Regions from separate parts of the Homo sapiens genome. Here regions 1, 2, 3, 4, 5 and 6 are each linked to region 7. Evidence: chromatin loops called from intact Hi-C (ENCODE). Cell type or tissue: endothelial cell of umbilical vein. All regions are shown on one strand.

Evidence for each region. A loop is a pair of places that touch in the nucleus more often than their neighbours do. Peaks named below come from ENCODE experiments on the same cell type or tissue, not always from the same donor. Only the 100,000 strongest peaks of a DNase experiment are listed, where the experiment ranks them.
Region 1: it touches region 7 in a loop (8-fold over the local background); 3 of 110 quality-filtered maps call a loop at or near these places.
Region 2: it touches region 7 in a loop (9-fold over the local background); 78 of 110 quality-filtered maps call a loop at or near these places.
Region 3: a loop joins it to region 7, with 6 times the contacts of the local background. A loop is called at or near these places in 7 of 110 quality-filtered maps.
Region 4: it touches region 7 in a loop (10-fold over the local background); 2 of 110 quality-filtered maps call a loop at or near these places.
Region 5: a loop joins it to region 7, with 12 times the contacts of the local background. A loop is called at or near these places in 7 of 110 quality-filtered maps.
Region 6: it touches region 7 in a loop (9-fold over the local background); 59 of 110 quality-filtered maps call a loop at or near these places.

What each region holds. Positions count from the first base shown.
Region 1 is chr6:168,955,102-168,959,101 of GRCh38, forward strand. LOC105378146 (a long non-coding RNA gene) reads right to left here. Exons shown (of 4, transcript NR_136250.1): 2 at 2,639-2,758. Among named protein-coding and RNA genes, the nearest start is that of LINC01615, 210 kb to the right of the region's middle. In endothelial cell of umbilical vein, a CTCF peak has its summit at 1,959 (motif pointing right); no DNase peak of the experiment used is centred here.
Region 2 is chr6:170,528,438-170,532,437 of GRCh38, forward strand. No RefSeq gene overlaps it. Among named protein-coding and RNA genes, the nearest start is that of PSMB1, 23 kb to the right of the region's middle. In endothelial cell of umbilical vein, a CTCF peak has its summit at 1,583 (motif pointing left); a DNase peak (open chromatin) is centred at 1,574.
Region 3 is chr6:169,932,909-169,936,908 of GRCh38, forward strand. It overlaps LOC107986674 (a long non-coding RNA gene), which reads left to right and starts at 735. Exons shown (of 5, transcript XR_001744483.2): 1 at 735-902; 2 at 3,420-3,576. In endothelial cell of umbilical vein, no CTCF peak of the experiment used is centred here; DNase peaks (open chromatin) are centred at 1,653, 2,283 and 2,663; H3K27ac peaks cover 2,446 bases.
Region 4 is chr6:169,999,720-170,003,719 of GRCh38, forward strand. No RefSeq gene overlaps it. Among named protein-coding and RNA genes, the nearest start is that of LINC00242, 200 kb to the left of the region's middle. In endothelial cell of umbilical vein, no CTCF peak of the experiment used is centred here; no DNase peak of the experiment used is centred here.
Region 5 is chr6:168,893,259-168,897,258 of GRCh38, forward strand. No RefSeq gene overlaps it. Among named protein-coding and RNA genes, the nearest start is that of LINC01615, 270 kb to the right of the region's middle. In endothelial cell of umbilical vein, a CTCF peak has its summit at 1,944 (motif pointing right); a DNase peak (open chromatin) is centred at 1,953.
Region 6 is chr6:170,514,703-170,518,702 of GRCh38, forward strand. No RefSeq gene overlaps it. Among named protein-coding and RNA genes, the nearest start is that of PSMB1, 37 kb to the right of the region's middle. In endothelial cell of umbilical vein, a CTCF peak has its summit at 2,495 (motif pointing left); a DNase peak (open chromatin) is centred at 2,399.
Region 7 is chr6:169,788,584-169,792,583 of GRCh38, forward strand. It overlaps LINC00242 (long intergenic non-protein coding RNA 242), which reads right to left. Exons shown (of 2, transcript NR_026781.1): 2 at 207-2,535. LINC00574 (long intergenic non-protein coding RNA 574) reads left to right here and starts at 1,490. Exons shown (of 3, transcript NR_026780.1): 1 at 1,490-1,833. In endothelial cell of umbilical vein, a CTCF peak has its summit at 1,721 (motif pointing right); DNase peaks (open chromatin) are centred at 1,748 and 1,968; H3K4me3 peaks cover 799 bases.

The sequences.
Region 1 (4,000 bases), 830 kb before region 7:
AGACTGGATGCACAACGTGAGGGCCAAACTTCATAAAATTATACCATGTTAAGGATTTTTGTTAAATAAGTAGATTTTAGCTGCCTTTGTCACAAAAAATATGTGAGATAATAGATATGTTAATCTGTTTCACCACTGTAACCATTTTACCATCTATATTTCATAGCATCATGTTGTAAACCTCAAATATACACAATACTATTTAAAAGGCACTAAATCGTACTAAAATAAATGAAGCATTAGGTATAAATATAACAAAATAGGTGCAGCGTCTGTATGCTGAAAACTACAAAACACTGATGAAAGAAGGAAGAAATATCTAAGTAAATGAAGAAATATGCAGTTTCATGGATTTGAGGCTTAATATTTCAAAGATGTCCATTCTCCCATTTTCCCTGATTTGAGCAATGCAATCTCAATAAAATTCCAGCAAGTCTACTTTGTAAATAACAACAAGCTGAATCAAAATTCATGTAGAAAGGCAAAGAAACTATAATAATCACAAAAATTCTGCAAGAAAAACAAAACAAAATTCTGGAAAATGAACAAAACAACAAAAGTAAAGTACTCACATAACTTGATTTTAAGACACTATAACGTGACAGTAAACAATAAAATGTGGCATTGGCACTGGGATAGGCAATCAATGGAACAAAAGTAAGAATAGAGAAATTGACTCAGACATATATTGACAAGTGACTTTTGGCATAGGTACAAGTCATGTTAGGAAAGAAAGAGAATCCTTTCAGTTAATTGTGTTGGAACATTTGATATGCAAATGTCCCAAATAGGACCAATATATACCTTTTCCATATACAAACATTAATTCATAGTGGATTATAGATTTGAATGTAAAATGCAAAACCATACAACTTCTAGAAAAAAAACATAACAGAAAAGCTGCATGGCTTTGGTTTTGGTGGTGAGTTTTAAGATACAGTACCAAAAGCATGCTCAATGAAAGAAGAATTTTTAAAATTTGACTTTAACAAAATTTAAAGTGTTTGCTTTGCAAACGACCTGTAAATATGGTAAAAAAGCAAGCCACAGACTTGGAGCTATTACTTGCAAATTTCATATTTGATAAAGTACTTATATCCAGAATTTTTTCTCTCTCTCCCTATTACCCTCAAGTACTACTAAAGTTAAAGCTTAAAATAAAATTGACAACACCAAATGTCGATAGGCATGTGAAACCACAAGAATTCCCATTGCTGGTGGGAATACAAAAGTAGTATTCTACTTGGACGTCCACACCCCCTGGATCACAGATTGCCCATTTCTTATAAAGATAAACATACAATCATCTCATGGCCCACAAAGTCCTGTCCTAGATGTTTATCTAAGTGAATGGAAAACTGTGTTCACACAAAAAACAATTTGCAGATGTCTATAACAGTTTTATTCATAACACCTCAAACTGGAAACAACCAAGTTGTCCTTCAACACGAGTGGAGAAACAGACTGTGGTGTGTTCACACGACGTAAGGCTACTCAACAGTGAAAGGAGTGAGTAACCGACTCACAGGATGTAGATGAATCTTAACTGCATTTTGGTAAGTGAAAAAGGCAGCACCCAAAGGCTGCATATTACATGTTCCACTTATATAACATCCTGGAGGAGGCAAAAATGTAGGAACGGAAAAGGGGGCAGGGCTTCTAAGGGTTTGGGGATGGGTTGATGAGTGATGGAACTGTTCTGTGTGGTAGTGGGTGGAAGATTTTTGACTGCATTTCTGTGTTGTGGAAAGACATGGAAAAGCTAAAAAGTCAAATTTATCGTATGCAAAGTAAATAAAAACTCAACTAGGATTTGAGGAAATCTCAAACTAGAAGGATGACTGTGACAAATGAATCTAACTGATTACAAATGATGACACAACTCAGAAATGTTGCTCCAGAATCAGAGAAGAGAAGTGTGAATCTGGTGGGGAACTCAGCCGGGCAGGCTGGGAGCTGTCAGGCCAGCCACTTGGTGGTGCCAGAGGACCTCCAATAGAAGCTTGCACATGATTTTACATAATTTACCCAGACAGCAAAGAAGGCTCAGCCACTGCACTCAATCAATACCAGTGAGGACACTGCCACACTTGCTGAACACAACCCTGGAGCACGTCTACAGGTCAACAGCATGACACCGATAAAACTGAAAAATGGAAAAAGCACAGGAGCCCGAGCCTCTACACACAGAACCTGGGCCCCTTTTTGAATTTCATATGACTACACTGTATAATGAGTTTTGACTGTGTCCTGGTCATTGTTTAATTTTTCTCAGAATTTACTTGGAGTTTTACTGGTTGGAGATTTATGGACTGTATGGTAGAGAAAGCAAACATATAAATAAGCATAATTATGCTGGCTCCCAATGTAAAGAATGAATTCATTGTTCTAGTTTTGCTGGAGTTGTCACTGAAGAGCTCTGAAAGAAGCCTTCTGCCTGCTCAGAACCTTGAGGCATCCAGTGGCACCACAGAGCTAAAGCCATCCAAAGCATCTGGCGTAGCTTCCCTGGTAAAGATGTCACACTAGTCTCATGAGTCCACACTCCCTGAGAGCCCTATAAACTCTCACCATGTGAAACTATCACAGGTTCGCCATTATGCAAAGTATTTACCCCAAAATTTCAACTTTATCTTACTTCAGGCAGACATAGAAGAGGTACTTCCAAAGGTTCATGCAGTGTACTTAGGCTCATGGTCAATCAGCGCAGGCTGCCTTTTCTCCATGGCTCCGAAGCAGCTTCCACTAGACCTAAGACCTGGAAATGTTGTCTTATAAGAAAAGATGAAAAGAAAAAACATGCCCTAGATTCACATGGAAGGAAGACCATACTTTGCTTTTGGCCACTAGTCCACAATTAACCTGAGAGTTATGTCACCCAGGTACAACACCTGGTCCCCTGTCCCGTCAGAAACATTTACAGCAAAGATAGTCAGGAATGTACCAGAGCAGATGATGTTCTGGAGAACCCAAATTACGCAGATGAAGACAACTTATTTCAAAAGAAAGAGAAAATTGTGAGAAGTGAAGTTTCCGCCAATACCCACTGCAAGTGTGCCAGATGACTGGCTCTAGAGTGTCATCCTCGAATCTGGGGGCTTTCCTTCCCTGTTTTCCTGGGCATTTTCTTGGCATGTTGCCTACGTATGGTTCTTTTCTGTTAACAGGCACCTGCTGCCTCTCAGCAATGGTGTCTATAATGTTCCTCCCCCTACTATTATGAGCCACTAGCTCATCCCTAGTGGCTTCTTGTCATGAGTCTAATTTCTGGTTTGATATTCTCACAATGGGGCTCATTCTGACAATCAGAATCACTCCTAGGCTTGGTCTCACTGTCTCTGTGCGATAGCCAGACTCTTGGTATCAGTGTCTTGTGACATATACGTTGGTTTTCTGTGTAATTTTACTCAAACATGAAGTGACATTTTGCATGAAACTCTAATATTTGTTTCAAGGCATTCCTATAACTCAGTTTATCAAGACAGTTTGTTTATCTGTGCAAACTTCTCTCTATCAGGACAACATGTTGCTAATCTGAGCAAAAAGTTCATTTACCAAGTAGCAATGTTCTTGTGAAGGCTCACTTCGAAACTCTTGTCTTCTGTCCACAAACCTTACAAGATCACACCACAGGCTTTACCCAATCCTAATCAATTTTCATCTTAAAAGAATCACCGAAACCTACCATTTATTCTAACAAACTTGATAATCCACACTTCATCCTGATAAAAACGTTAATTCAGGAAATTCTTCTGGCACAGACTGGGGTCTCCGTATCTTTCTCCCTCCAATCATGATCCCGGCTCTTCCGGGATCCCATCTCTGTTGGTGAGGAGTCACTGGGGCTCTGGGAGCCCTGGAAAGACTTGGGACTTTAAAAGCTGAAGATTCTTAAGAAGCTACAATGTATATTATTTGTTGTTTTATTTTATTGACTGGTTCTCATAGCATACATATGTATGAAAAACTAGTACTTATCTCTTTTTTATCTTTCTAAGAA
Region 2 (4,000 bases), 740 kb after region 7:
TGACCATACCCCTAAATAAACAACATAAATAAGCAAATTTCAATTTCTCGGAAAAGTTATATTTTAGTGTCCAATGCTCTTGTTATGCAGTAATGGCATCTTTGATTATTCATATTCGTTAGAGCTTCCAGAAAGGAGTATTGCAAATCACACGGGCCTCTGACTCTCATGACCAAATCCCCCTGTCACTGTCCTTGTTCTCTGATCCTTCCTCTGGGCCCTCGGAAATGCTGGTCTCCATCAAATTGCTGTAAACAGTTTTCAGAAAAAGTTCTCTTTGGGAAGTTTCAAGAGAAAACCACAAATTTCCTGGAAATGCTTCATGCTTCATGACATTTAAGGCTTTCAGAGCCTTGAACTTCAGGAGCAAGATAGCTGGTAGGTCTTCTGGAGGTCTTGCCTAACCTGAGAAGGTCCCAGAGAATTTGTGCATAGAACCTCCCAGGAAGCAGTAAGACAGGCTGGTGCAGTCCCACAGGATGAGAAAGGTAAGAGCTTACCAATGTCTCCAGTTTTGTAAATGAATGTTCTTAGCATTTTTGGTGAGGAGAAAAAAATATCAAACCCATCACAGACAGATCAGCAGTCTCTTGACCTAGGTCACTCAAGGGGTTCTCAACAATCAATTCTAAAATGCAAGTGAAAAATGTCAATATAAGGCTAGACACAGGGGCTCATGCCTGTAATTCCAACACTTTGGAAGGCCAAGGCAGACCTAGAACTTTGTAAATCTGAGATTTTGCTCCATGACTTTGTGGATACTTTCTACTAATACCACCTACACAAAATCTTCAACCAAGAATCTTAATTGCATTTATCAACTTGTGTCCTTAGATCATAACATTTAGATTCATTTGAAAGAAATTTATTGAAGTAAAAGAAATAAGAAGAACTTGATAGCACAAAACAAAGAAAACCCAGAAAGAGAGAGAGAGAGAGAAGCAGAAAAACTAAACACTGAAACCCAGAGAGAGAGAGAGAAGTAGAAAAACTAAACACTGAGTCTTAATCTGTTCTGCCACTAGTCAGCAGCCTGCACAGAGCACTTTAATGTATTCTCTGTCCATTAGTTTCCTTGTTTATGAAAGTATATAGCTCCAAAAAAATTCTGTGTTCTGATTTTTGTCTCTCCAAACCACAACCAGTCCCCTGCTCCCTTCTCTCCTCCTCCTCCTCCTTCTTCTTCTTTCTCTCTCTCTCCCTGTCTCTCTCTCTCTCTCTCTCTCTCCCCCTTTCCCTCTCCCCCACCCACCCACCTCCCAACCCCTGCATACACCTAGGACACCTCCAGCATAGGTTACTACCAATTTTGCACACCTCCAGCATAGGTTACTACCAATTTTGCTGGGTTTATCTCCTTCTGTCCTTTCCGCTTTGATCTGAGGAATAGCTGAGATTTAGGACAGCAACAAGGTGTACCTCCTTCCAGGTTATAAAACAGGATTAATGATTAGGCTCAAGGCCCCTTCCTAGTCACTCAGTAAAGTCTGTGCACTGGAAAACTGTGGTAGCAGTTTTCTGAGCATTAGAAAACTGTGGTTCTCACAGAGGCTGGATGAGTCAACACTGCCATCTGGCGGCCTCTTGGAGGGTGATGTGGAGCCTGGCTTTCATTGAAGAATGAAGGTCCCTTGATTTCCTGACCCTCAGCCAACTCTCCAGCAGCTTCTCACTGCAGAAGAGGTCAGGCCATTGGTCAGCTTGAGGACAAAGTGGGAGGATCACACTTTCGATCACCTATACTTTCTAACAATCAGCCCTGTGGACATCTGCTCACGCCCCATGCTGTTTTTAAAATATTTTCCCATTATAGAAATATTTTTCAAAGATGATTCACAAGCTCCAGGAGCCATTCAGACAAGGGAGAGCAAATTGGCAGCTAAACTCATTCAAGAGTGGAGCAGATGCACATGAAGCTCTGTCTGGCGGAGGAGGCACAAGACACCGAGCCTGGCTGGGAGGGTGCTCATGACAAGAGTGGGGCCACAGGCCTCTCCTTTCATTGGACATAGTGGCCATACAAAGTGGCTGCCTTGAAATGCACCCACATACACTATCGGTCCTCCCGGTCTAGGGAGAAAACTAGCACAGTATGTCAACAGATAAATCAGCGCAATCCTGTGGGTGAAGCAGTGCACCCATACTCTTCATTCTGCTGAGCGGAACTCAAGGGTGAGACACTTGTATTCCTAACTCCACTTGCCTTCAGGCTCCTCCAACATTCCAAATTGCCCATGGACAGAGCTACTACCCCTCCATAGAAGTGACAACTTGAAATAAAAGATTTGAAGCTCCTTCCCACGTTTAGACCCAGGCCTGCTGCTAGGAACTCCAGAGGAGGGATGGAAAGAAGTTTGCACTGCTCACAGATTTAATGTTTCTCTCACAACCAGAAGTAGGCAGCAGGATGGATTTTCAATCAACACTAACAAACGGATCACTCCTGGGTCCTTTAAACAAGTTCCATGTCTCTTTATAGGTTTTAGGTGCCTCCTATGTGTTCAGACTTCGTATAATGGATATATAAGAAAAGTAAATGGGAGGGGCAATATTTAAGAAATAACAGCAAACAATTGCATTCATATTTAATATAAACTACAAGTATCAAGTTAATAGACGCTCAGAAGAAATTCATAAAATCTAGAAAAGTTGGGAAAATCTCAATAGAGAAAATAAAACTTGATCTGGACTTTAAGAGTATGATTTATAAAGTTCAAGGGGACAGTACACAAAGTCAGACAATGTTAGCTGAATCACTGAAGAATGAGAATATCACACCCACTTAACAAAGCAGCCCAGCTAGTTAAAGAAGTATGTTGAAGAGGTAGGGAGTTGGGTGGGGGAGGCGAGGATGGCGTGGAGGGATCTGAAAACTATCAACCTTAAATAATGAGATTTAGAAAATATGATTAAGTAGAGGGTTAATTCGAGTGCAGAGCTTGAGAATGGCCACCTGGAAACACTGACTCTAAACCAGTAAGGTTAATGTTTCAAAGTGGAGAAGTTAAGGTTTCACTTAGAAATTTTAGCAGGATCACATTTTCCATACAAGACCAGTGCATTCGCCACAGCAATTTGATTGGTTATAGATTGCTGCTCATTCCAAGATTACTTTATTACTCTGTGCGGAGGAGTAGTGATTTGAGGGGTCTTATGTCTGGTGCCTTTTTGTCTTGTTTACAGGGGAAAAGGCAGAAGTTGCGCCTGCATGCCGCATAACTCAGGCTCTGCATAGCCACATGTCTTTCAAGGCTCAGAATAATTTGAAGTTCCAACAGCTTTAAGTTTGAATTAATTTCACAAAGCGGAGAAAGACTTGGACTTCGTGCAGTAATGAAGACCACCGATGGGTACTGAACAGCTCTGGTGGGTTTGCACTCAGAGAAAGGAGCCTAAGATGCAGAAGGTGCAGTGAGGCAGCAGCCATCTGCTCTTGTGCTGCTGAGCAGAGCATGATGGGCTGTCACCGCTCACGCGTGTTCTTTACCTGCTGACTCACCTGGCGGCATGGGCTGCATATGGGGTCCCAGCTCCTTAAGCTCCTGTCAGGCCCTTCTGCAACTTCTCCCAAGCTCTTGGGCCAGGTGCATGTCTAGCCATGAAAAAGGAGGCCAGTACCTGATCACTAAGTGAAAGTTCTAAGGTAGTGGGACTGCCACAGGTGTCCCCCATGGTCCCAGGTCACAATCCAGTCTGTTGACCCTCCTCCTTTTGCACCATCGCCCCTTTGACAGCCTGTGCTATGGGTTTTAGGCTCCTAGCACCAAACAGAAACAGGCTTATATAGATCATCTAATCAGCTCTTCTTATGTGAGGCCGAACTCTGTAATAAATCTTTTTATGTCTCCTAGGGCTTCTCTGATTGAACCTGTCTGATGAGGAGTTAAAGAAGTTCTCAAATTGTGTATGCATAAGAATCACCTGGGATTTCTAGCTCAGAGACTGGGACAATAGGTCTATTGAACCTAGGAGTTCATTTTGAACAAGTGCTCTACGTAAT
Region 3 (4,000 bases), 140 kb after region 7:
ATAGATAATGATGCTTATTTTTAACAGCGACGTTATTATTTGTGGTTGAAGTTTTACAGCAGAGCAATTTCTGATCTCAGCTCTAAAGAGAACATCTACCTCTGTGGGTTATTTTCCACCGGTATGTTTGGAATTTGCTTGTGCTGTAATTTGGCAACTCCTGAAACTTTAGCCTAAAAAATTTTGTGTGAGGTTTTGAAACGATACTTAGAAACCTGAGAAAAATATAAAACACTCTCAGATCCACACATCAAGCATGAGGCCTTTTCCTAAAGTACTCAGTGTTTGTTGAGGGAGTGAATGGAGGCCCCCAAGCCTTCATTAATTCTGATGCGGACCCCTGAGCTCTCCTTGTCCTCTGGGCTCGCGACTCCCTCCTTCTTCTGAGGCAAATGGGGAGGTTTGAGCACAAACACTCACTGGAATTAAGCCTGGTTTGTAGGACTCGCGGGGGAGGGAGGGGAACACCAGCTACAGAGTCAGGGACCCTGTCTGGGGCTCCCAAGGCTCACAGCAGGTGTTCAGCAGCAGGTGACGCTCACACCTGCCTCTGGTTGGGCCTGTTTAACTGCTCACACCTGCCTCTGGTTGGGCCTGTTTAACTGCTCACACCTGCCTCTGGTTGGCGGCCTATTTAACTCCTCACCTGCCCGTCTTCTACTCTGATCACAAAGATCCCTCGTCCCCGCCCCCCACAACCCCCTACAACCTCCTCTGTTTTGCATGCGAGGTCCCTCACAGCGTAGGCTCAGGCCCTAGGAAGAGTGGAGGAGCTGCTGGAGCAGCAGATGCGGCGAGGACTGCTGGACCTGGGGATCCTGCTACCTGGCCTGTTGCCGTCTGTGGCCCACCAGCCCCATTAGGGCAGCAACAACGCCCAGAGGAGCCTCTCGCTTAACCAGGTAAGAATTCGGAAGGAAGTCTTTGGCTTATGGCTGCTGTGGACTGAAATGGATCCCCCAGGATCCATGCACTGAAGTCCTAAGCCCCCTGTGACGGTGTTAGGGTGGGGTCTTTGGGAGGTGCTGAGGTTGGATGGAGTCCTGTGGGTGGAGGCCTCAGGATGGCACAGGTGTCCCTGCAAGAAGAGAAAAGGGAGTGCTGGCTTCCTCCTCGGCCTTGCCAAGCTCAGTGAGAAGGTGCCTCTGTGAGCCAGGAAGAGGCCTCAGTGGACCCTCCTCTGCTGGCACCTTGACCCCAGGCTTGCAGTCCCAAGCTGGGGGATGGGCATCTGCTGCTGAAGCACCTTTGGCTGTGGCTTTGTTTATGGCCTGGGCTGGCTCGGATGCTGGTCTCAGCAGCCTGGAAGAGAACGGGGTCAGGCCGGCACCCCCTTGGAGGAAGCGAGGCCGGCAGACGGGCTGTGTGCGGGTGCCTGTCCTGGCCTCAAGCGCTCCGCGCTGTCTCCTTTAGGGAACGTGGGATGTAAATCCACACTGATGTGTGGCTTCTCATGGCCTTCCTCCGTGCGGATAAACGGCGACCCCGCTTTAGTAGCAGCCAGAAGTGAATTCCAGACAATATGCACGGAGTGTACGGGCGAGCCCTGGCTGCACTGTGGACGATGACCAGGCCCACGGGACAGCAGCCGGGTCCGCCCGTTTCCTCCTGGCCCCATCTGGTAATCAGGCTTTGCCCTGGGCAGACTGCCCGGCAGCCTGGGCCGTGTTTGTCTTGGCGCACGTCCTGCGTCCGCTGCTGGTTCACGGTCGTGGTGCATCTCTTGCGTGAAATGTGCCCTTGCCTCACAGCCCCACCGTGTCCCTGTGATATGTGGGTACGAACACAGGCCCCTAAGCAAGAGCAAATTGCATTTCCTCCCCAGAGGGACGCGGTTCTTCCTGAGCTCCGGGGACCTCGCGGTAGCCTTCAAACACATGGCAGTGTGGCACCCTTGAGTCCCACAAAGCTGAGAGAACCTCATGGTCTGTGTTACTAAACTCTGTCATATCCTGAAACGATGACCTCTCCAACCCATCATAATCATAACAATGAATTTCAGATATGCCTGAACACCAAAAGCAGTAGGTAAAGGTGATTTTTCTTTGTTTTCTGAAGCCGGAGGGGTATGAACACTCCCCGGGCACACACTCGCACACTCCCTGCGTGAGTCTCAAGGCTGGACAGGGCATTTCCACAAAAGAAACCTGTGGAAAGCAGCCCTTCTTCTTGGCGAGGCCTGGAAGTGGCTCGGTCCCTGAGGACGTGGGGGGCGTTCTCCTCAGCGTCCACTTAGGTTTCAGCGAAGAAGTCCAGGACATTGGTGCAAGCAAACACGGTTTTCCTCGCCAGCTCTTCTTTCACTGTGTTGTGATTGGGTGTTGGGTCTGTTGATGGAAATAAAGCCAGGTCAGCATCAGCAGGGCTGACACGAGGGAGCCCACGTTGAGCCGGAGCAGCCGTGGGGGCTTGGGCTTTTAACAGCTTTGTCCAAGTAGGCACGGGTAGCCCCAGTGTCCCGGGAGCTATGAGTCCCAGTGGCACCCACAACCTGTTGAGCTAGGAGGCCTGGAGGGGCAGGTGGCTGATCCGTGGCAGCTCCAGGGGCCCGCCCCTGCTGAGCTGGACAGCAAATATGCCAACACCACGCAGGGGTGATTTTACGACAGGAAGAGAGGCCGGGATGTGAGTCTTCCCGACCAACCAGGCCCCGGGAAGCTGTGGTGGAATTTCACGCTCAACTGCAGGGCACTGTGGGCAGGGATGTATGTCTGCTGACCCTGGCTTGCACCCAGGCTGACCGCACAATCCCCGTTCAGTGAGGGAGGCAGCTGAGTTCAAAAAAGATCGGGTTTGAGCGGTAAATACCACTCAGGTCTTCCTCCTCTTGGATTTGATTTATGTTTTCTGGAGCCGAGCAAACATACCACACTGTGGTCCTTGCTAGGGAGGGTGCGCAGTATTCCTCAGGCTGGGGCCACCTCCGACCTGCACAGTGGACTCACGCCGTCCCCACACTTGCCCTCTTACTGCCCCGTGCTCTCTGGAGTTGGGACCCCCTGGCCTGGAGATGTACCCAGAGGAGAGAGTGAAAGGGAGGAGCCAACGCAGAGACTGGCAGGTCTTTTTGCAAAAACCAAGTCAAGTGCCCCGTGGGCTCCACCCAGGAGAGTGCCCGGGGGTCCCCTGGGTAACAGGGTTAATGCAGCCCAGGCCTGCCTGCCCCCAGGCTGTGGGGTGCGGGTGCGTGCTTGGCAGGAGCAGGCCTGATGCAGAAGGGGATTCCGGGGCCTCCCCATCACGCTGCCAGCCTTTTCCCATCCTCCAGGGTGCTGCTGAGGCCAAGGGAACTGGGTCAGGGCAGGGTGGCACCTAGGAGCTGCCAGCTGCACTTATTTTCATTTTATTACTAGCTTTTTGGTATCCTCGGGGAACTGTTTCTGGCCAACTCACATTCACCCCTGGCCTGTACCTCACAGGTTCAAGGAGCAGCTGAACCTCGGCCCACATCTCAGGGAATCAGCAGTGAGTCCAGATCTCACCGCACCTTCCCGGAAGTCACTTGGTCCCTGGAGATTCAAAACCGTGTGAGGCACAAACAGCAGCGATGGTCTCTGGTCTCCACCGACTTGGCCGGTAAGCGGCTGTGGGACCTGGCAGGTCCAGGGGTCTCCACGGCACAGTGAGGACGAGCTGGCCCGGACCTTGAGTGAGCGTTGGGTGTCGGCACAGTGCAGGGGAGCTGCCAGACCCAGGGAATGGCGTTCTCGCTAGTTTAGAAAGCAAAGGGTCTGCCTAGTCCTAAGAGAGTGGGGTTTCCACATAGCCTGAGGGTGGGCAGTGAAGAGGAGCTGCGGCTCTTACATGCCGAGCTGCTGAAACGAAGCCCCAGAAACCCAGCGGCTGGACCAGCAGGGATGCGGCCTCCCACGGTCCTAGAGCCCGGATGTCTGAGAGCCAAGGCCGGGCGGGCCAGGCGCGGCCCCTCCAAAGAATCCGGGGAGACTCGGCCCTGCAGCCCTCCTGGCGACTCCTTCCTCGGCCTGCAGACGCTGCCCCC
Region 4 (4,000 bases), 210 kb after region 7:
CTGACCAGCAAGAACATCAGCACAGACCTTAAGCCTAATAGGAAGCATTTACAATCTCTTCTCTCTGCAGCCTGCTACTTGGAGGCTTCGTCTGCATGAGAAAACCTTGGTCTCCACAACCTCTTATCTTAGTCCAGACACTGCCTTCCTATGGATTCTAAGTTTTTAGATAATAACAACTCTTTCAACCAATTGCCAATCAGAAAATCTTTGAATCCACCTATGATTGGAAGCCCCCCACTGCCCCTTGACTTCCCATTGTCCTGCCTTTCCAGACTGAAGCAATGTGCACCTGATGTGTATTGACCGATGCCTTACAACTCCCTAAAATGGACACATGTTCTCAGGACCTCCTCAGGCTGTGTCTCAGGCTGTGGTCACTCATATTTGACTCAGAATAAATCTCTTCAAATATTTTACAGATTTTGACTCTTTTTACTGATAAGGCATTCCTGCTTCTCGGGCTCCAAGTCAACACTGAACAGCCTTGGAAGCTCTGCCTTTGGGTGATGGCTCCGAATCTCTCATCCTCATCACAGAGCACCAGGCCAGTTGGGTCGCCAGTGCCCAGCCTCCTCCCTGCACGCAGTTCAAGCAGTGAGTCTCAGAAAAGCACATACTGCTGCCAGCTTTAGATGCTAACAGAGGAGCCAGGGCCATCTGTGAACAGCAAACTCACTTCCAGCCAGAGGCATGGCTCACACCGGATTCCTGCTGGGTGTACCTGCCTGGCCACAGTCAACAGCTCTGGCCATGTCGAATGCCCCATGTCCCTCTGCTTGCGCTGTTGCGGGGGGGGGGGGGGGTTCCTGCTGCTGTCCCCCTGGAGGCAACCTTGCTGTCTCTCCTAGGTGGTTCCCAGAGGTGACAAAACCAATGAGGCCAGGGTTGGCAAGATGGGAAGGAGGATGGGTGGGGCCCTTGCCCCATGCAACTCTCACCCCCCACCAAGACCACCTGCACTGCAGCAGCCCAATGTTGCCATCCCCAGCAGTGGGCCTGGAGTGGCTTAGGCAGGGACCCCAGCCATCCCCTCCTTCTCACCTTGTATTAGTCCATTTTCATACTGATAATAAAGTCATACCCAAGGCTGGACAATTTACAAAAGAAACAGGTTTAATGGACTCACAGTTCTATGTGGCTGGGGAAGCCTCACAATCATGGTGGAAGGCAAGGAAGAGCAGGTCACGTCTTACATGGATGGCAGCAGGCAAAGAGAGAGCTTGTGGAGGGAAACTCCCCCTTATGAAACCATCAGGTCTTGGGATACTTATTCACTATTACCAGAACAGCACAGGAAAGGCCTGCCCCCACAATTCAAATACCTGGGAATTCAAGATGAGATCTGGGTGGGGACACAGCCAAATCATGTCATTCTGCCCTTGGCCCCTCCCAAATCTCATGTCCTCATATTTCAAAACCAATCATGCCTTCCCAACAGTCCCCCAAAGTCTTAACTCATTTCAGTATTAACTCAAAAGTCCACAGTCCAACATCTTATCTGAGACAAGGAAAGTCTTTTCGCCTATGAGCCTGTAAAGTCATAAGTAAGTTAGTTAGTTCCTAGATACAACAGGGGTACAGGCATTGGGTAAATACAGTCATTTCAAATTGGAGAAATTCGCCAAAACAAAGGGACTACAGGCCCCATGCAAGTCCAAAATCCAGTGGGGCAATAAAATCTTAAAGCTCCAAAATGATCTCCTTTGACTCCATGTCTCACATCCAGATCACGCTGATGGAAGAGGTGGGTTCCCATGGCCTTGGGCAACTCTGCCCCTGTGTGGCTTTGCAGGGTACAGCCTCCCTCCTGGCTGCTTTCATGGGCTGGTGTTGAGTGTCTGCAGCTTTTCCAGGCACAGAGTGCAGGCTGTCAGTGGATCTACCATCCTGGAGTCTGGAGGACGGTCGTCCTTTTCTCACAGCTCCACTAGGAAGTGCCCCAGTAGGGACTCTGTGTGGGGGTTCCAATCCCACATTTCCCTTCTGCACTGTCCTAGCAGAGGTTCTCCATGAGAGCCCATCCCTGCAGCAAATTTCTGCCTCGACATCCAGGCATTTCTATACAACCTCTGAAATCTAGGCAGAGGTTCCCAAACCTCAATTCTTCTGTGCACTTGCAGGCTCAACATCATGTGGAAGCTGCCAAGGCTTGGGGCTTGCACCCTCTGAAACCATGGGCTGAGCTCTATGTTGGCCCCTTTCAGCCATGGCTGGAGCAGCTGGGATGCAGGGCACCAAGTCCCTAGACTGCACACAGCACAGGGACTCTGGGCCCCAAAACCACTTTTTCCTCCTAGGCCTCCAGGCCTGTGATGGGAGGGGCTGCTGTGAAGACTTCTGACATGCCCTAGAGACATTTTCCCCATTGTTTTGGGGATTAACATTTGGCTCCTTGTTACTTATGCAAATTTCTGCAGCCAGCTTGAATTATTTCCCTTCAGAAAATGGGTTTTTCTTTTGTATCACATTGTCAGGCTACAAATTTTCTGAACTTTATGCTCTGTTTTCCTTATAAAACTGAATGTCTCTAACAGCACTCAAGTCACCTCTTGAATGCTTTGCTGCTTAGAAATTTCTTCTGTCAGATACCCTAAATCATCTCTCTCAAGTTCAGAGTTCCACAAATCTCTAGGGCAGGGGCAAAATGCCACCAATCACTTTGCTAAGTCACCTGTGCTCCAGTTCCCAACAAGTTCCTCATTTCCCTCTGAGACCACCTCAGTGTGGACTTTACTGTCCATATCATTGTCAGCATTTTGGGCAAAGCCATTCAACAATTCTCTAGGAAGTTCCAAACTTTCTCACATTTTTCTGTCTTCTCCTGAGCCCACCAAACTGTTCCACCCCTGCCTGTTACCCAGTTAGAAAGTTGCTTCCACATTTTCAGGTATCTTTTCAGCATCACCCCACTCTCTGTACTACTAATTTACTGTATTAGTCCATTTTCACACTGCTGATAAAGACATACCCAAGACTGGGCAATTTACAAAAGAAAGAGGTTTAATGGACTTACAGTTTCACATGGCTGGGGAGGCCTCACAATCATGGTGGTAGGTGAAAGGCATGTTTCACATGGTGGCAGACAAAAAAAGAGAGCTTAAGCAGGGAAACTCCCCCTTATAAAACCATCAGATCTTGTGAGACTTATTCATTATCACAAGAATAGCATGGGAAAGACCTGCCCACATGACTCAATTACCTCCCACTGGGAACCTCCCATAACATGGGAATTCAAGATGAGATTTAGGTGGGGACACAGCCAAACCATATCACACCTCATTCCACATTTATCTCATCACAGCAGACTCCAGAGCAGGAGGCCAGGCCTGGCAGTGCAGCATCACAGGCACAGGAAAAGGAAGCCTCCCTGCAGTAGCCAGCCATGTGCCCTGTACTGTGGCTGCAATGCTACAGGGCCTGCACCCTGTCTCTCTGGTCCTGATGGGATTGGAGCCTCAGCCTTCCCAGGGCACAGCGCCCCTGCTGGAAGGTCTGCTCCAGCGCAGTCTTGCAGACACCTGCCTGGACTCAGCCATCTGCCAGGACTGGCCTGGCCGACCCCAGCTTTGCTATGAATGGGACTCTCCAGATGAATGACCCCATTAGGGATGGGACAGTCCATTGACAATTAGACTCATGGCTTCCTTGTCTCCAGGGTCACAGTTGCCCTGTGTGAAGTCCTGTGCCCACCCTTAACAATGGCTTTGTTTGCCCTGTCTACTGATCATGACTTTTGTCTGTCAGCCTAATATCTGCCCATCCCTTGACAGAGGCATGGGAGAGTGCTTTGGCCTTACCTGAACCTGGACCTAGACCTAGAGATGTGGAAGTTTCTGAAGCTTGTGAGCTGCCCTTTTATCTCTGTCATGGCTCATCTGAGTTTGGGGGAATGTCTATTCTGATGGGAAGGGATTCAGAATGGCTTCTGACTCATTTGCTGTCCTGTCCTCATGACCCTTGCAAAGCTGGGATGTTACAGCTGCCAGGGAGGCTAAGA
Region 5 (4,000 bases), 900 kb before region 7:
AGCCAGTTGCCTGTGACTTTATTCCTTTCGTGCATTCGTGAGTTTACTATCAAGGAAATACAGGTAAGCTCTTCACGTTTATGTTTTCACACTCTTAAAGGCAACTCTGATTCTGATGTTTTAGGCTTTAGTCCATGTTTATCCTGTCTTCTAATTGTTCTAATTTTATGCATGTCTATAATAGTTGTCTTATGTTTCTAAATTACTTTTTATCTTTTTATGTTTTATAGCTATACCCTTTTTCATGATTTTTAGTGCATTAATGCCTGGGAGTGACAGCTGTTTACAATTCAAATCCCACATTCTGCTGCGAACTCTCCTCCTCTGTGTCCGGAAGGTTCTATCCACTTTCCTTTTGTGCATTTAGTTATTGGCACTGCTCCTTCTCCCCTAAAAGAATTCTAAGCAATTACACTTGCTCCATTTCCCTTTAAGGACTCGAACTCACTTCTCCCAGCAAGTCACACTGGCTTACTTGGTCATTGATCTTATGTTTTAGTCTCATTTCCGAGAACCTGCTCATCTGCGGTTGCCTTGTGTGTGTTGGAGACCTTCTCAGAGATGGGGTCATTTTGACAAAGTCACAGAGCAAAAGCCATCACACATCAAAGCCAGGGCTCCTCTGATGCTGAGCCAGTGGTGGGGCCAGGGCTTCTCCGATGCTGAGCCGGTCCCTTTATCCCGTACCCCATCCTCCCTGTGTGAAGGGCATGTGAGACAAAGCCCTTCCAAGTGCAGGACCTGACTCATAGCTCTGACACCTCTGCTTCCTGGGCCGTGTGTGGACAGGCACTGTCTTCTTGAGTGTAGACTGTGTGTTTTTCATTCTTCCATCTGCGACCCGTGGACCTGGGCGTGGGCGATATGGCTGCATTGAGCCTCTAACTGGCTTTCTTATGATAATTATTTTTATTTTTATTTTTTTGAGACAGAGTCACGCTCAGTTGCCCAGGCTGGAGTGCAGTGGTGTAATCTCAGCTCACTGCAACCTCCGCCTCCCCAGCTCAAGCCATTCTCCTGCCTCAGCCTCCTGAGTAGCTGGGATTACAGGCACCTGCCACCATGCCCAGCTAATTTTTGTATTTTTAGTAGAGATGGGGTTTCACCATGTTGTCCAGGCTGGTCTTGAGCTCCTGACCTCAGGCGATTCGCCTGCCTCGGCCTCCCAAAGTGCTGGAATTACAGGTGTGAGCCACCGCGCACGGCCTACAATAATATTTTTAAAACGGCTTTCTCCTATTTTCTTTGGCCTGTCTAAACTTAAGTATCCATATTTCTGTTTTCTGTGTTTGGATATATATATATATATATAATATTTTCCCCATTTTCTCTCATTTTCCCTCAATTTCCTAAAATTTGCCTTTTTCCTTTTATTTTCTTATGACATTATTCTTGTCAAGTACAATTGCTTTTGAATACAAAGTATTTTGGTTTATGATGTTCATGATTTGTCCTGAGATCCTAAAATTTTTGAGGAGAAACCCTTGTCTTCACTTCTAAGACTATTTTATTTTAGTTCTTTTCTCTGCATCCCCCTTAACCAGCTAATAACATTTTGTCTTGATTTCATAATATGATAGGTTTTCATCTTTGTGACTACCATGTGGTCACTTTTACTCACTAGGCTTTTGAACTCAATTTAAACAGAATAACTTACCAGTGCAAAATATGAGGTTAGATGAGTAAGTTGGAATCAAAATTCTGCCATGTTGGGCAAATTATTCACCTACATATTGTGAAGTGTTGTGTTATTTCTCCTTATTTATTCTTATGGGGTCTTATTAAAATCTTAGCATTTGTTAAAGAAAATAATATTCATCATTTAAAGACCAGACGGTTCAATCTAATGAATTTTAATAACACAACAAATTAAACCACGTTTGCCCCATTCTGTAAACAGCGCTGCCTGCTTTTCTGTCCTGGCACAGTGTCCAGGCTTGGCCACGAGGGGGCACTTGAAACCTGCCTTTCGGTGCCTGGTCGTCGTCCCCTGAAGTGAAAAGTTGCCCTTCCGGTTATTTCCCTTCCTGTTTGTCTGCCTCCGGGGTGTGTGGCTTCATTATCAGATCTCAGCAGCTTATGAACTTTAAAAAGGGTAATAAGCCCTGTGAAAACCCCCTTTGTGCACGTTTTCAAAAATGTATTTAACATCCAAAAAGAATGTTATGACACTCACTGTCTCCACGAGTGAAAATGTGTGTGCACATTGTGTGTGTGTGCATGTATGTGTGCATCCATACGTGTGTATGTATGTATGCATCTGTGTATGTGTGCATGCATGTGTGTGCGTCTGTGTATGTATCCATATGTGTGTGTATGTGTGTGCATGCATGTGTGTGCATGTGTGTGCACGTGCATCGCTTGCATGTTTTCTTGTGTGTGCATATCTGTGTGTGTGTGTGTGTGTCCCGGATAAATAAGCCATCAACTAAGAAGGAAACAGGCTGGCCTTTGTCTAGGGCCTGCCTTACATCTGCCGGAGTCCAAAGTCCACAATTCTTCCCTTTCGATTTCTGCCTTTTCCATAACTGGCACTGACCAGCAGAAACAGAAATGTGTTGTGAGGTCACCACCATCACCTTTCTGCTCATCCACACGTGTGCTGGGGTCTGCTGCCGGCAGCGGTGTGGCAGGACTCGGCGGTCTCTTGTGCAGGTCTGCGTCTCAGATGAATGAGGATGAAGTTTTGATTAGATGCCCTCTCCGTTCCCTGAAACTCTGGAATTCTAGGCCTGTCTCTTTTTCCTGCTTCCTTCCCTCCCTTCCTGCTTTCTTCTCTTCCTTCTTTCTTTTCTCTCCCCATCCCACCCTCCCTTTTCCCTTTTTCTCCCCCATCCCTTTACTCCCTAAATGAGTGTCTGAGGGGCCGACCACAGTGCCGTGCTGTGTCCTCTGCGAGTGTGTATTCAGAACTACAAGAAATCACTTTGTTCCTTCTCCTGTGTACTCACGGAACTTGATTCTTGCCCTGAGAAGAAGGCAGGAACCGGACACCTCCATCACCCTCTCTTTTTACACTTTCCAACGTCAGGACAGCACCCTTCCCTCCACTCCCACCTTCAGACTCTCAGAGGAACAGGCCATCTTCAGCTTGCGTTAGAACCTCTCCTCTACAGCCAGGACCCAGGTGTTTTCACACATTCCCCAGGGTTTTCTCTCCAATCAGCTTTGCGCCCCATCCCTCATGTTCACATTCCATTTAGAGAGGAAGCTGCACTGGCCCTGAGCCCCGCATTGCCTGGTGTTTCCCATCACTGCTCCACTGACCTTCCTGTCTCCTGCCGGGACGGTGGCTGTGGCCCCCGAAGCTGGGCTCCTGCCTTCCCTTGCCCCCCACACCCTCCTCGAGGCTCCAAGAGTGACAGGCTGTGGGCAGCCTCAGTCCTCTCCCCTCTCCATCTGCTTTCAACCAGGAATTAATTCGAGCAGGAACACCGCAGTGAACCCTTCCTGGCAGAATAGGACTGTGGTGTTGAAGGCAAGGCTCAACCACCCTCCACCAGCCTGGCTGAAGTTTTTGCAGAACCATGCTGCCCTCCGGGTCCCTTCCCCCAGTCCTTCTCCCTCCCCAGGAGCCTGAAGCTCTCCCCAGCTTCTTGTGCTCTCCAACAAGTCCCTTGAAAAAACTGATCCCATATTTCAATTTGTTATGAATCTATGTTTCTTTATGTCTCAGAGCATACTATTAACACTTGCTTTAAAGGAATAGTGTACTAATTACAACATGGAGGTCGGTCTCCACTGACACTTTTCTTCTGGGATTGGGTCCTATTTTTCTGTTTCCTCGGTTGAAGATTGTAAAGGTTTTGCCACTGTCCTGGACACTGAAGGTCACGTGTTCAGATTCTGGGTTCTGTTGTATTCCTCCAAACAGTGCTCAGCTGTGTCATTGCTGTTGTTGGTAGAGCGGACACTCACTTGACTGGAAGCAAACTGCAGGCTCTGTCTTTGGACAGCAGGTCAAATCTCAATTCAGACCTTTCATCTCTAGCTGGGCTGC
Region 6 (4,000 bases), 730 kb after region 7:
CAATACAAAAACACTTGAAATATATTAGAAAAATAGAAAGTTCCAGCAAATAATTAGAGGATATTAAGAATAACTGAATGGAAATTTTAGAACTGAGACATGCAATAACAACAAAGGTTTTTAAAACTCAGTAGATGGACTCAACAGCAGAATGGAGGGGACAGAGGAAAGAATTGGTGAACAGGGAATTAAAACAGGGAAATAAAATAAAATAAAAAAAGAAATTACCTAATCTGAACTGCAGAAAGAAATAAACAGAGCCTTGGAGACCTACAGGATCACAATCAAAGGTCTAACATTTATGTTATTGGAGTCCCAGAGAGAGGAGAAAGAGGGCATGACTTAAAAAGTAGTCAAACAAATAGTGGATGAATATTTTCTAAATCTGGCAAAAGACATAAATCTACAGATTCAAAATGTTGAGTGAACTCCAAATAGGATAAACCCAAAGAAATCCATGCCAAAGCATGCTATAACTAAACTTTTGAAAACTAAAGACAAAGAAAAAATATTGAAAGCAATGAGAGAAATAACATCTACCTATAAGGGAAAACAATTTGAATGATACGGAATTTCTCATCAGAAACCAGGGAGCCAGAAGGAAGTAACAACATTTTTCAAGTGCTCAAACAAAAGAATTGTCAACCCAGGATTATTTATTCAGAGAAAATATAAAGGTGAATGAAGGGGACTTGAAGATATTTTCAGATGAAAGAACAGTGTAAGAGAATTTGTTGCCAGCCGACCTCCTCTAAAATAATGGCTAAGGGAAGTTTTCTAAACAGATAAGAACTAATAAAAGAAAGAATCTTGGATCATGTTAACCTAAAGGAAAAAAACTGAGGCAAAATTAATATAAGTAGAGAGTTTATCTGGGCTGAAGCTGAGGACTGAAGCCCAGGAGACTCATGCAAGTTGCCTTGATCCATGCTCCAATTAACAGTAACTACAAGTGGTTTGTAAAAGCAAAAAAGAAGTGCAGTCCTTAAGTTGTTTACCAATAATTTACTTTGCTTTATTAAAATAACAAAAGTGATTGGTTGGCTATACATTTTTCTTTGTATCACAAATTCCATGAACATGAAGATTATGGATGAGAGTTACATTGTGCAACTTGTGGTAACATTTTAGGTAATTTATCAGCTAGCCTGGAAACTAGAAGAAAGGGAAAAAAAATCAAAATGCCTTTAAAAACTTGCCCCCAGGTATGGCTGCAGAGGACATGATTAGAGTCTCATGTTTATGTCTCTCTGCGTCTGATACATTTTCCATATCAGGCCAGGCATGGTGTTTCATGCCTATAATCCTAGCACTTTCGGAGGCTGAGGTGAGAGGGTCACTTGAGAATGGGAGTTCAAGACCGCCCTGGGCAACACAGTAAGATCAAGATCCTGTCTCCACGAAAGAAAGAAAAAAAGAAAAGAAGGAAAGATTGATTTAAAAATTACTTGACATGACGGTGCATGTCTGTAGTCCTGGTTACGCAGGAGGCTGGGGCAGGAGGACCACTTGAGCCCATGAGTTCAAGGCTGTAATAAGTTATGATCATGCCACTGTACTCCACTACAGTGTGGGTGACAGAGTAAGGCCCTGTCTCTCTCAAAAAAAAAATTCATATCTCACATTCCTCAGACGCTCTGAGACATGTTCTCAATCATTAGGAAAAAAGAAAGAACAAGGAAAATAGTAAAAATATAGATTAAAAAATACATTTTCCTTCTCCTCTTGAATATTCTAAATTATGTTTGATAGTTGAAGCAAAAATTATAACCCTAACTGATGTGGTTGTAAATACACATGGAGGAAATATTTCAGACAATTACATTAAACATATTATTAATATCAAATATTTATGATTATTAAATTATAAATGAGGAGGGTGAGGTGACATAAAGGAGGTCACCTTTTTTCCTACTTTTCACGGGAGCTGGTAAAATGCTAACACAGATAGACCGTGTTTTGTGTAATAAGTAGAAAAGCGATACCAAGAGATAAACTAAACAGTGCAATACATAAATCAAAGTGGAATTGTAAAACAAAAATATTCAAGAAATATATAGGAAGGTAGGGATAACAGAAAAACAAAACAGAGGGAAATAGCAGAAAATTTAAAAAAAGATGGCAACTTCAGACCTAATGTATCAACAATTTCATTAAATGTAAGTGCTCTAAATAAACCAGTTAAAAGGAAGAGATTGGCAGAGTGAATTAAAGCATGACCCAAATATACACTGTTTATAAGAAACTCACTTCAAATACAATGATACAGGGAGATTGAAAGTAAAAGGATGCTTGTGCTTGCCATTGGTGGACCTGTAGGCAGACCTGCCCAGTCCAGGCCTGCCCACTGTGGCCCCCATTCCACCCCCTAGGGCTGAGCAGGGAGCTCAGACCACTGTGCAATCCAGAATCACCCCATTGCCTGAGGCAACGGTAAGCTTCGGCCACTAAAGAAGGATCAAGTATAGACCCAGCCACGTTGGCTGCTGCTGGCTCTTACCTATAAGTGCCATCTACTGGATTGTAGGTCGAACTGCACAGCCCAATATAAAAGCTGAAAGAAGTGCACAGGGCTATAGAAATAAAGCCAAAAGACCCTACCCAGCATTCTCTACAGTTGCACCCCTAGGGAGGGGGTAAAGGGAAAAGGAAAGAAAACTAATAATACTACTATAGTAAAAGAAAGAAAAAGATAAGAATCCTGGATGAAAATATTCACAAAAATTAGAAGTGTCAACATCTCCAGATGAGAAGGAACCAGCACAAGAATTATGACACCATGAAAAATTTGAATATAGTGATTCCACCAAAGAATTGAACTAGCTTTCCAGCAATGATCTATAACCAAAATGGAAACTCAAAAATGACACATAAAGAATTCAAAGCATGGATTGCAAGGAAGCTGAATGAAATCTAAGACAAGGTTGAAAATCAACACAAAGAAACTTTCAAAGCAATCCACGAAATGAAGAAAGAGACAAACATCTTCCAAAGGGGGAAATCAATTAGACCTTCTGGAATTGAAAACTCACTTAAGAAATTTTAAAAATACAATTGAAAGTTTTATCAATAGACTGGACCAAGCAGAAGAAAGAATTGCAGAGCTTGAAGACCAGTCTTTTGAACTAACCCAGTCATACGAAAATAAAGAAAAGAGAATTTTTAAAGATGAACAACATCTTCAAGAACTAAGAGATTATGCAAATAGACCAAACTTATAAACTATTGGCATTCCTGAGAGAGGATAAAAAGTAAATAATCTGGAAAACATATTTGAGGGAATCATTCAAGAAAATTTCCGTATTCTTGCTGGAGAAGTAGACATGCAGATACAAGAAATCCAGAGAACACCTGTGAGAGACTATACAAAACAAATATCACCAAGGCATAGAGAGTCATGAGACTGTCCAAGGTCAACTCTAAAGAAAAAATCTTAAAGATAGCTACAGAAAAAAGTCAAATCACATACAATGGGAACACTATCAAGCTAACAGTGGACTTTTCGGCAGAAACCTCACAAGCCAGGAGAGATTGGGGGCCTATTTTCAGGATTCTTAAAGAAAAGAAAGTCCAACCAAGAATTTCATATCCCACCAAACTCAGCTAAAAGAAATAAAATATTTTCCCAACCAGCAAGTGCTAAGAGAATTCATTACCGCTAAACCAGACTTACAAGAGATCCTTAAAGGAGGTCTAAACATGGAAGCAATAGAATGATACTGGCTACCACAAAAGCACACTGAAGTACACAGCCTACAGATCCTACAGAGCACCCACACAATAGAAACTACAAAGCAACCAGCTAAGAACTTCACAACATGATTAAAACCTCATATATTAATATTCGTGTTGAATGTAAATGGTCTAAACACCCACTCAAAAGACACAGAGTGGAAAGTTGGATTAAAAAACAAGACCCATCTATCTGCTATCTTCAAGAGACCCATCTCACATGTAACAACACCCATAGGATCAAAGTACAGGGTTAGAGAAAAACCTA
Region 7 (4,000 bases):
GTTTTGCCCCCAAATACTTGAGCATTCATCTATTGAGAACAAAATCATTCCCCTTCAGTTATCAAATGGAGGAAATTTAACAATAACACAGCACCATTATCTAATACATGGTCCATATAAAATTTTTCCCAGTGTGTATAATAATATCGTTTATACCTTCATTTATACCTGTTGTTTGTTTTTATCCAAGCACCACAACTGCTTTTAGTTACTATATCTTTTATTTTTAAAATCTGGAATAGCTCCCTTTTTGTTTTTTTTCTTTCTGTGTCAGAGACATTTTTGAAGTATTTATGTCACCTTTACAGAATGTTCATCAATTGGCTTTTGTTAGATTGTTTCCTCAAATTTGACAGTTTTAAAGAAACACTGCATCCATGATACTGTCTGAACCAGTGCATCACATCAAGACACATGATTGACACAATAATGCTGTGTGCCACTCGCTGCATCACAGCAGGACACATGAGGCACATATGTGCTGCTGTGCATTCCTCAGTGAATATTGCAGGACGTGTGGGTGGGGCCAGGTGTTGTCAAGGTCCCGGCAGGTCGCTCTGCCCTCTAAACACAATGGCTGGATGGGCGGTGGACACCTGCTCTGCGGAGCCTGGGCAGCAGCTGAAGATGATGTGGGGAGGGGCTGCTCAGCTGGGGCTGGAAGGTGAGGACAGGGCTGGGCTGGCCGCCTTGTGGAGATAGCAGGACTTGTTGAGGGAAAGTCAGGCCAGGGATGCAAACCAAAGCCTGAGGAGAAACTGCAGGGCCGTGCATGGCCTCAGCTCCCTTTCTGAGGCTCCGTTGATGTGAGTGCTTTCAACAAGCCCTCCAGGGAATCTCTGCTGCTTGCAACCAAAAAGTAGTGACCACTGGAAGAGCCAGCCCCTGCGAGAGGACAGAGGCATGGCCGCCATCAAGAGGCAGGCAAACCCCAGAGAAGGAGGCCACGGACTTGGCAGTGGACGACCGGTGTGCGATCTCAGTGCCACAGGTTACTGGTTTTGTGGCAAGATGTGTACCTGCTGACAGCATGGCTTCCTCGTCTGCAGAGTGTGACAGTGACATTCCCTGCCTCATTAGACGTTAGGATACAGTGAGGCGCCGTGCTCAGCCCCATTCTGGCACGTAGCATCGATAAACACCAGCTCTTACCGGACCGTTCCCTTATGCTGGGAGGAAAGAAACGATTTGGATTTCCTCTGTCTAGAAGTCCAGCTATCTGCATGTGTGTTCAGAGGACGTTCTCGTATCTCAGGAGTGAAACCAAAGCATCCTGTACATCTTTCCCCCACCCCCACTCATAGCCTCGGATTCTCTGCACAGCTTTAGTAAAGGAGCTGATGGGGAATCGGATGCCTGACCCCGAGTCCTCACTCTGGGGCTCGAGCTTAGGATAACTTCAGGTTCAGCTGAGGCCTCTGAACTGTGACTCCGCCCCGTGGCCGCATGCGTCGGAACTCCTACCTGCCCTTTGCCCTTCTCGAGGCCGGTGCTTGACTGGAGGAGGGCTGGCAGCAGAAGTGCAGCTGACCGGGTTGCGTTTTCGTACGGCTGACTAAAGCGGATACCGGTGGCGACTCATTTCTCGTTTTATTTTTCAACGATTTGGCGGAGAAGCTCCTCTTGTGAATGGACTTTGGATTTCTTGGAGCTGCGCTGCGGGTCCCACAGTGTGGCTTTCGGCCCGTGCTGTGCTGGCGCCTGCACTTCCTCTGGCGGGGCACGGGGTGGCGCTCCCTGGTAAAGCAGCGGCCAGGGGGAGCCGTGAGTGAGGCGCTGCCTCTCCCGCTGAAGCGGGTTCCAAGGCCACCGTGAGGGGGACCATCCATCCAGGTAAAACGTGTTCTTTCCTTGTTCCTTTGCGAATCGATGGGGATCAGGCTTCCCCAGGTGGTGAAGTGAGGAACAGGGACCGCGGGGCTCGCCTGACCAGTGGGGTCTCCATCCTTGTCCGTGCTGACAAAAGACAAGAACAGACAGCGCCTGAAATCTTCCCGCCTCCGTGAGGGAAGCCTGCGTCTGGGAACGCGCCGCAGGGAAGTGATCCCTGAGTGAGGGAGGAGGTGCCGGGGCATCATTAATCAGACCTCAATGCCGGGAAGGTTCTTTGTTTAAAGAAACACTCATGTTTAAAGAGCACTTGGTGCGGACTTGCTGTGGCCATCGCCCTCAACAGCTCATCTTTAGGAGGTGCAGGCTGAATTCACGCCTCGGTGTCGTCCATGTCTGCCTGCCGCGCAGAGGAGACAGCGAGAGGCCTTCCCACCGCACGGCTTTTACGGGAAGCTCTTCGCATTGGCTACAGGGGTGTGGTTTGGTTTATAGCCACACCAAGTAATTTTAATAGAACTCAATAACTGTGTTGCCTTGCAGGCTCCGAGTGCTACAGGCAGACCCGAGTCCGAGTCTTCCTACGGTTCATTGTCCCCCCCTGGATTTCCTAGGGACTCCAGATACGATGGCATCGATGTCAGTTAACTTGGCACTTCTTAAAATAGATCTATGATCAAATCTTAAGTTTTTCCGAATAAGACTCTGGAGGAATGCAGGAAGGTCATTTGATTACTTTAAAATAAGAGGATTTTATGTTAAAATATTGAAAAAGCCAGTCATAAAACTAAGCTCTGTACCAATGAATATAGTTCGCGAAGCCAGCAGCACAGGCTTATTATTATAAATATCAAACACCACCATTATGAGTAAGCTCATTTATTTTCAAAGCACTTTGCGATCATTAATTGTTCACGTCTGTGAATACCCCCTGAGAGACAGTATTATTAACTGCATTTGAAAGGAAGAAAACTAAGGCACAGAAAACCCGTAATTCATTGTCCTGAGGGGAAAAGGAGACACCAGGAACACGGCTGTCCTTTCGCTGCATCTTCTCTTTGGTAGAGATCCAGGGACATCTGGAACATCCACCCTCTTTCTCCCACTCACGGCCATGCCACCACCTAGTGCCTCACTGACATTTCCTCTCAATCTCAGGATAATCACATCGATGTAACACTTGGCAGGTTTGTTATCTCAGTGTCTATTATCTCAAAAATTAATCCTAATAGCAACCTTAGAAAGAGGCAATATTAGCCCCATTTCATAGGAAAATGAAGGATCAGTGAGAAAGTGACAGGTCTGTCACTGGCAGTGCAGGGCAGGGCCATTGTGGTGAGTCAGGCCTCGGCTGCAGGTCTGAGTTTATGCCATTGCCCCCATCTGTGGGGTCTAGGAGGCTGTTGTCTAAGCAGAAGGCATGACCCATCAGGGGCCATGGGTGGTGGGCACAGAATTGAGTCATCTGACTGCCTTCCCACCCACCTGTATGTGTTCTTTGTTTTATTTAAGTCCTGTGAGGGTAGTTTAGGACCTTGTCCCTTCCCACAGCATAGCACAGAAAATTGGGCAAGTCCAGACCATGACTAAATCCACTTTAAAAAACCCACCCCCGCTGAGACCGGCGGATTCTCTCCCTCCCCACTTGAGATATGATGTTGCCTTAAATGGTCCAGCAGTCGCGGAGCCTCAGGGGGCCTCTCTGCCTTAGTTGGTGCATTCCAGTGCTGCTCGGTCTGTATTTCCAGATCTTGCTTTTATCCTTTTATTTTCTAGAGTAATTGATAATTCCAATCTATCTGGCCTGCATGAGATTTATAAAATAAATGGACAAAATAGAAAATAAATATTTTATGGAGCCACCACTGTGTGCAAGACATTCTGCTAGGGAGGCTGAAGGGTCCCACAGCTTCTAAGGACCGGTCCCTGGCCTAATGGAGCTCACAACAGATTGAGAAGGGAGGAGGGACACCGCTGACACAGCCCACGCTGCCCAGTGCCGGGTGCAGGAGAGGCAGTGGATGCAGGGGATTGTGGGCAGGGTGTGCTGGGCCTGGGCCCTGGCTCCCTTTGGGAGCCTCATGGCCGCTCTGCTGTCTTCCTCCGTGCATGGCCTGGGCCGCATTGTGTGCTGTGGAGTTATTGGATCAGACCTGGATGCTGCAACCCA